Regions from separate parts of the Homo sapiens genome. Here region 2 is linked to region 1. The links are chromatin contacts, found by Hi-C or POLR2A ChIA-PET in ENCODE. All regions are on one chromosome and are shown on one strand. The core of a region is the stretch at or near the end of the contact, and the rest is flanking DNA. Distances in the headings are between cores, read along the strand shown. Region 1 overlaps GAB2 (GRB2 associated binding protein 2). Region 2 overlaps USP35 (ubiquitin specific peptidase 35).

What was found. A loop is a pair of places that touch in the nucleus more often than their neighbours do. ChIA-PET counts read pairs that join two places held with the same protein, here RNA polymerase II (POLR2A). Pooled maps may share reads with other maps.
Region 2: a loop to region 1 is called in a map of naive thymus-derived CD4-positive, alpha-beta T cell, with 4 times the contacts of the local background. The contact joins two enhancer-like sites. A Hi-C loop is called at or near these places in 1 of 168 maps with a recorded cell type or tissue (naive thymus-derived CD4-positive, alpha-beta T cell) and 6 of 50 pooled maps. POLR2A ChIA-PET finds 5 or more read pairs at or near these places in 4 of 52 experiments (activated CD4-positive, alpha-beta memory T cell, activated naive CD4-positive, alpha-beta T cell, activated naive CD8-positive, alpha-beta T cell and 1 more).

Annotation. Positions count from the first base shown.
Region 1 is chr11:78,290,300-78,294,429 of GRCh38, reverse strand. The region is part of intron 1 of GAB2 (GRB2 associated binding protein 2); the gene reads left to right. Among named protein-coding and RNA genes, the nearest start is that of USP35, 100 kb to the right of the region's middle. RefSeq lists an enhancer at 3,873-4,130. Within about 2 kb of position 2,134, at least 2 of the 41 ENCODE cell types and tissues checked have a DNase peak (open chromatin) inside an H3K27ac peak, as active enhancers do.
Region 2 is chr11:78,201,183-78,205,312 of GRCh38, reverse strand. The region is part of intron 6 of USP35 (ubiquitin specific peptidase 35); the gene reads right to left. Among named protein-coding and RNA genes, the nearest start is that of USP35, 14 kb to the right of the region's middle. Within about 2 kb of position 2,457, at least 4 of the 41 ENCODE cell types and tissues checked have a DNase peak (open chromatin) inside an H3K27ac peak, as active enhancers do.

The DNA of each region.
Region 1 (4,130 bases), core at 885-3,384:
GGTATATACCCAAAGGATTATAAATCATGCTACTATAAAGACACATGCACCTGTATGTTTATTGCAGCACTATTCACAATAGTAAAGACTTGGAACCAACCCAAATGTCCAACAACGATAGACTGGATTAAGAAAATGTGGCACATATACACCATGGAATACTATGCAGCCATAAAAAATGAGTTCATGTCCTTTGTAGGGACATGGATGAAGCTGGAAACCATCATTCTCAGCAAACTATCGCAAGGACAAAAAACCAAACACCGCATGTTCTCACTCATAGATGGGAATTGAACAATGAGAACACATGGACACAAAAAGGGGAACATCACACACCAGGGCCTGTTGTGGGGTGGAGGGAGCGGGGAGGGGATAGCATTAGGAGAGATACCTAATGCTAAATGAGGAGTTACTGGGTGCAGCACACCAACATGGCACATGTATACATATGTAACTAACCTGCACGTTGTGCACATGTACCCTAAAACTTAAAGTATAATAAAAATAAAAATAAAAAAAGACTCATATTTCATCAATATCCATCTTTTAACCTGCTTGCATGCTCTCGCTCTCCCTCACTCTCACACGTACTCTTTTTCTCTTGCTCTCTCTCGGTTGGCTGTTCTTAGGCGACAAATAGTGGTTCCTGCAACTTCAGGGAAATATTGTGACAACCCTTTGTCCAGTGACACAGCCAGTTTGAGTAACACAAAACAAAGGTCCTGGAGTTGAATCTTAATGACTCTGAGCTGGCTTGGAACATAACGCTTGTCGCTAAACTGATCACAGTGGCATGTAGGATGAAATGGTGCAAATTGGCTTAATCTAGATTACCATGATCTACTCCTTGAAGCCTATAGTTGGAGTCAGCTTTATATAAAGGATTCTAGGTGATCTTTTGTGTTTATGGTGTCTGTGTACCATCTTACCTGGAATAGAGATTGTGTTAAATTAACAGATCATCTGACTGAGAGGTTTTTTTCCCCCAAAACAGAAGCAAATAAACATTATTTTGTTCCTTTGGTATAACTTTCATTGAACAGTTATATAGTGCTTTGGAAGTATCAAGTCCTGTGCTAAATAAATGCTGGAGATACAAAAGCCCCTGACCTCAGAATGTCATAGTCTTGGGGTAAGAAAAAATTCATTCTGTGCCCGAGGAGCAAATAAGTTCCTTTAGAGTCCGAGGGAAACTGTACTTATCTGCCCTTTCTCAGATGAATGAGTCCAGAACAAATACAGTTAACTATGCTGCTCTCTTCTAGGGGATCTGCATTTGAGGAGTGGAAATAACTTTGGACTAGGAGCTGAGGCCTAGATTCTAGTTGCATTATTGCCATCTGCCATCACCAATTAACTATAAACTTGAATTCATAAACTCTGTGGCCAGTGTTTCTCAAAGTGTAGTGAGCAATTCATCTGCAGTAGCTTCACCTCAAGTTCTTTGTGGGTCTGGACCCACAGAATAAGAAGATCTTGGGCTGTGGTCTCTGTAAGTTGTTTAATCTCTATGAACTTCTTTTTCCTCACCTGTTAAGAGGATCCTATTTACCTTGCAGCATTTGTTAAAGGATTAAATGTGATAATGAGTAGAAAGCACATGGCAGGTAGCAAGAGCTCAGCAAATACACTTTTAAAAATTTCCTCAGAGAGTATAAAGTCTCTATGGTCCAGAGTAGTCGAAGGATTGCTAGAGGAAGGATAGCAAAAAGCCTTTCCTCGCTCAGGAAGTGTGCCTTCAAAAATGTGTAACTGTTACATGACTCCCACTGTACTCTTGTAATGTTTGCTGTTAACTATTATGGGACACGAGACTGGCATAGTAGCTTCGTGTTGAAATATATTAGGATAGACTTGTACATCATATGTTCAGAAGTGAGATCAGATTCCCCTGTGTCTTTGTGTTTGTTTGAGCTAGAACTCAACCACATCACCACCTGAGAGTTGACAGTTGAAAATATTTCTAAACCTCCAGAATCTTCTATCTTCTGCCCTGACTTTGGTATACCAAAGATAACAGAACTCTTCTTTGATGACTAAGGACTTCTCAAGGTCTCAAATCATCTTTTCTGATACCAAATCTCACGTGCCTTGTGGCTAAGGTTGTAGAAGGGGCAAGACATTACTTGGAAGAGGCTTTTGCGAAACTCCTGGAATAGGCGTGTCCTTTTAACTTCCCGCTTTCTGAAGAGGGTAAAACCAAAAACTGCCAGTAAACCTAGAGAATCCTATGAAGTGAGGTTTATGGTTAATCTGAATCTAACTGAGGTTACTGGGTGATACCTATAATTTAAACCTGTTAGGCGGGTATATGAAGAACATAACAGTTGTATCTTCAAAAAGCTCTTTGCCTTATTTTTTAAAAATTCACCAATAACAAAGACTGACTCTCTCTCTCTCACACACACACACACACACACACACACCCCTACACACCTCTTAGTGAAGCTCCCAGGTGGAGATGTGGTTATTCAGAAGAACACATCCCTCTGTTCTAAGAATCTGAGTAATCTGATTAAATGAGGTGTTACCATATCATGTTTTCTTAGTTAAAAAATACATAAGGGGCTGGGTACAGTGGCTCATCTGTAATTCCAGCACTTTGGGATGCTGAGGTGGGAGAATTACTTGAGCCTATGAATTTGACATTAGCCTAGCCAGCATAGTGAGACTCCATCTCTAAAAAAAAAAATTAACTGGGTATGATGGCGCATCCTGTGATCACAGCTAAATGGGAGGCTGAGGTAGGAGGATCGCTTGAGCCTAGGAGGTCGGGGCTACAGTGAGCCATGTTTGCGCCACTGCACTCCCGTCTGGGCAACAGAGGGAGACCCTGTCGCAAAAAAAAAAAAAAAAAAAAAAAAAAAAGAAAAAGAAAAAAGTAAGTCTCTCAAGATAGGGGAGAATAGACCTTAGGTAGTCTCTTGTCCATCTATTGATCTACTCTTTTTTTTTTTTGAGACAGAGACAGAGTCTTGCTCTGTTGCCCAGGCTGGAGTGCAGTGGTGCGATCTCCGCTCACCGTAAGCTCTGCCTCCCAGGTTCAAGCCATTCTTCTGCCTCAGCCTCCCGAGTAGCTGGGACTACAGGTGCTCGCCACCACGCCTGGCTAATTTTTTTTTTTTTTTTTTTTTTGTCGTTTTAGTAGAGACGGTTTCACCGTATTAGCCAGGATGGTCTCAATCTCCTGACCTCGTGATCTGCCTGCCTCGGCCTCTCAAAATGCTGGGATTACAGACGTGAGCCACCACGCCCAGCCTTGATCTACTCTTTGAGCCCTTCTTCTGTCACACTCCCCAACCTTCCCACCCTTTGTTTAGGCCAGGAGTCAACAAACAAATCCTGCCACCACTTCTTTTTCTAAGCAGTTTTATTGGAACACAGCCATGCCTGTTTGCTTATGAATTGTGTATGGTTGCTGTCATGCCACTATAGAACTGAGTAGTTATGACAGAGAAAATATGACCTGTAAAACCCAAAATATTTGCTAACATCCTTAACAAAGTTTGCTGATCCCTCACCTTGCCTCTTTCTTCAAAATCTCCAGTGTTGAGTATTCTCCAGTTTCCAAGAGACCTGCTTTGGACCACTCATTTAGAAAGTTCTTACGTTCTAAAAAAAATAAAATTTGGTTTTCCGTAGACTGCTCCTGCTGGTACTTGTTCAACTTGAGTATGTTGAGTAACTAAAAATAAATCAAATCGCTCTTCCACATATTGGCGGCCCTTTATATCTTAGAACAACACTATGATCATGACTCCAGGCAGAATCTTGCAGAATCCTGGTGTGATAAACTTTCACGGGCCTTCATTGTCACCAGAAGGGAGCATAACACTCTTGCACAGCTAAATTGTGGCCCACCTAGGTTTTCTGGGCGCCAAGAGCAATAAGAGGAAGTTATAGCCTCATTCTACATGCTTGAAGACCTTGAGATCTAACCCAAAGGATAGAGACAGGTTCATGTGACATGTACTGTCTGTTCAACAGCTAGGAGTGATGCAACTTCCAGGTCATATGTACCCACACTTTGTGGTCTTGATGGTTGTGAAATGGTTTGTTTTCTGACAGAAGGAAAACAGTCACTTCTATTTCATCAGAGATGGGAGTGGCATACCCTTGATCCTAGACAC
Region 2 (4,130 bases), core at 1,208-3,707, 89 kb after region 1:
AATGATGTGCCCATGTCCACCTTTTACTTTTAGATTTGCAGAATCAGCTTTCAAGAAGAGAGAGTCACCTCCCCAAAACTTGACCCTACAGTCAGGACAGTGGGTGAATCCCTGGGGTCTGAGGTATGGGTCTTGGTCCTTGGCATGCTTCCCACTCATTATCTGTGTCACATCAAACAGCAGCACCTAAGAATACCACCAAGCACTAGTTCTAATGATGCTAGAGGTATCTTCCAAAGAACAACATCTAAGCACCACATCCCGCTACTTAGAGTTCAGCAACATTCCTAACAGTTCTTCTAGCCCTGTTCTTGTTTCCAGATCCTGGTCACAATGCCTTAGATTTGTCCAGGGCTCCACAGAGCTTCAAAACAGCTCAGCATCCAAAGCCCTCGTCTCCCCAGTGCACATCCTGTGGCTCCCACAGAAGGTCTTGCTCACCCAGTGGGGTTTAACACTTTTGCTCATTCACCTCCCAGGATCATTTATCGGATAATTTATCAGAGCAGTCAGTCACTTCTCACAGATGATTTAAAAACACACACACATAACCAAGGAGATGCCAGCGGGAAGACAGATAAGATACAGGCTCAGTATCTTCTTCGTCCCTTCTTTTTTCTGTTCATGATACCCTATCTAATGCCCTCCTCGCCTGTCCCTCCACCCCACAACATGAATGAATAGAGGCAAAAAGGCAGACACAACCCCACATATCCGTGCACACGCAGAGAAGATGCAAAAATATCCATGCTAGGAACAAAATCAAATGCCATTATTCCCAAAGAAGGTAACTTTGTTCTCAGGAAAATAAAAACTTCAAAATAACTTAAGAACCTAATAATGTTACTAGAAACTGATGTGTGATGGCTCCCTTGGCAAGTATCACAGGTCCCAAAGAAACCGCCACAACCTGATACATCTGCCTAAGTCAGAGAACTTTCCAGAACTTATTTACAAAGGCATATGTACAAAAGGATGTACTCATAGAACCCATGCGAAATAATTTTATAAGCAGTAAAATCCTATAATTTGCTGCCTTGCCTCTCAAACTGGCTTGTACCAGGAGTGTTCGAAGCCACAGAACAAATGTGAAGCCATCTTTTCTAACATTCAAAGAAAAATAGGCCGGGCGCGGTGGCTCACGCCTGTAATCCCAGCACTTTGGGAGGCCGAGGCGGGCGGATCACGAGGTCAGGAGATCGAGACCATCCCGGCTAAAACGGTGAAACCCCGTCTCTACTAAAAATACAAAAAATTAGCCGGGCGTAGTGGCGGGCGCCTGTAGTCCCAGCTACTTGGGAGGCTGAGGCAGGAGAATGGCGTGAACCCGGGAGGCGGAGCTTGCAGTGAGCCGAGATCCCGCCACTGCACTCCAGCCTGGACGACAGAGCGAGACTCCGTCTCAAAAAAAAAAAAAAAAGAAAAGAAAAATATGGGCTGGGTACAGTGGCTCACACCTGTAATCCCAATACTTTGGGAAGTCGAGATGGCTGGATCACAAGATCAGAAGATCGAGACCATCCTGGCTAACACAGTGAAACCCCATCTCTACTAAAAATACGAAAAATTAGCCAGGCGTGGTGGCAGGCGCCTGTAGTCCCAGCTACTCAGGAGGCTGAGGCAAGAGAATGGCGTGAACCTGGGAGGCAGAGCTTGCAATGAGCCGAGATCACGCCACTGCACTCCAGCCTGGGCAACAGAGCAAGACTCTGTCTCAAAAAAAAAAAAATGTAATATTAAAACATGTAAACATGTTTATAATTACGACATACATACTTGAGTCTTTGAGATAAAGTGAGGTTGTAGACAAACTCAGAGCTCATGTCAGGCTACTTTGGGTGAGTTCCCCTCTCTGACGTCAAGTACTTGGGTGGAAACGTTCGAGAAGCCCAGATCTAGCCGAGTGGTGCAACCTAGTTTTCAAGGCACTGCTCTGCTGATTTTTCTGATCTCCCTTCCCCCTCACACATTACCACCAAACTAACCTCACATGTTCCCACTTCCATGCCTCCCCTCCGATGCATCCAGAGTGTCCTTTTTCAGTCCCCGTACAGTAAGATCAAACTCCTGTATCCCTTCTCTATGAAGCTTTCCAGGATCTTCTCAAGGCGCGGGGTTGAGAAGGCGGGGTCCTTGAGAAGGACTGTATCTGTATCATCTTATAAAGCCTAACTCCCTGCCCCTACTGGTACAGGTATGTGCAGACTCCCCTCATCCCCTGATCAGACAATCCATGGGCCCCTACTGTGCAAAGCCTGCATCTCACTCATCATGGGTTTTCCTCAGTGCCCGGGGCAGGGTCCCTCCTCTCTGCCTGCACCTTCATTACAGCATTCTCCTACAGTCCTGCTCAAACAATAACCCACTCATTTGCTCACAGACATCTACTAGGCACAAAGATCAAAAGGACAGGGTTCCTGCCCACAGAAGCTCACTGTTTCCTGTCTAGCAGGAAACAGACAGACCCAGCCACAGAATCTCCAAGCTTTCCTCCTACCTCCCTTTCGATGTAGAAACCCTTGGGCAACACACCTGACACAGGGAAGTCCTCCTCATCCACCTCCACTGTCGGGGGCTCATGACCTATCATGGCAGCCCCTTCCATTGTAAGGCAGCTTTGATTATCAAAAAGTTCTTTCTCGTGTTAAGTTTGAAAAACTGAGAAGATCCAAGTAAATAACGGAAGTTTTGTTTGTTGTATCTACCAACTGTCATTCATGCAGGATTGTTCCTTTGTGTGTTTTATAATTTTGGGACTATAAACTCATTTTCAGTAGAACTTTACCTTTATGGCCTGATTTATGTCTTTCTACCAGGTTACCCTTGGGTACTACAAGTTTATGACTATTTTTAATGTGGGGAAGGGCCACAACCCCCAAAATGATATGAATTTGAACCCCTAAATCCACATGAGAGCAGGCCACTGATTACATTTTTTTCCCCAATCCAGAGCCCAGACGAAGCCAGAAAAGTTTCCCTGATGTCTATTTAAAACCATGTGCATATTTTTTCCTAGACCATTCTTTTGCTAATGGTACAACCTTTCTTGGGTCCTGGCTTTTAGTCGGCTTCTTAGTGCTAACTCCCTGCTGGGGATAGGCCCAAAGTCTGACCTCCTGTCCCTACCAACTCAAGTCCCTTTGTGACTGAGATTGGCCATCTCAGCCACGCACTTGCCTCACTCCAGAGGAAAAAGAACATTGTTTCTCACCTACCACTCTGGAATTCAGTTATCTCTTCCTTTTTGGCCCCTGGGGACTCCCCCTTACTTTCTTGCAAGCTTAGCTATGTACTTAAAGTGATGTTTGTTATATTTTAACAAGCATTTCTAGCTGTTTTGTAGCAGGACACTTTTCAGGTTATCTCGTCTGCTGTGCTGCAGATGTAAAAGTCAGATCAAAGGTTCTGCAAGGGCCACCTACCTAGACCCCTTCACCCCACCCAACCTGCCTTCTCTATCAGGCAATGGGGAAGGCTCTGCCATCCAGACTCCAGCTACATGTCTCACTACCTCTGTGACTTTGCACAAGTCACCAAACTTCTCCAAGTCTCCTTTTCCTCATCTATGAGATTGAAATGAACCGTATCATCTTTGTAGGTTTCTTGTGAGCATCAGAAGACAAAACATACAGGAAAATAATCTCAAGTGTAGCAGTAGCCACAGATGTTAGTCACTGTCAGATCCTAGCAACCCGTCAAGCCCAGCTTGATGAGGCCTCTAAGAAACTCTTTCTTCTTAGAGGCCTCATCTGTCCTCTCTAACTGGAGAAGATCTTTCCTTCCTCTGGTTTCTCACTGCTCTCAAGCCAAACCTTGTAGACATTTTCAAAAGCTGCTCCGACCAGAGTTTCTCGTATCCAAGTCTGTCACCCTCACCAGGCTGCGATCCTCTCAATGGAGGAGACTCCGTTTGCTTCATGCCCATGCCCCCAGTTCCCAGCCTGGGCTTGGTGCAGAGCAGGACGTCAGTAAAGTCATGTGAACGACTGTAAATTATCCCTGGTCTGGAGTGCTCACAGTCTGGCAAGGGAGGCAGACAGACAGTGATAACATGTGACAGAGGGATGTACCAAGACTGTGGGAGCCCAGCGAGGCCCTAGCCCAGCCTGGTGGAGGGCATGGGAGTACTG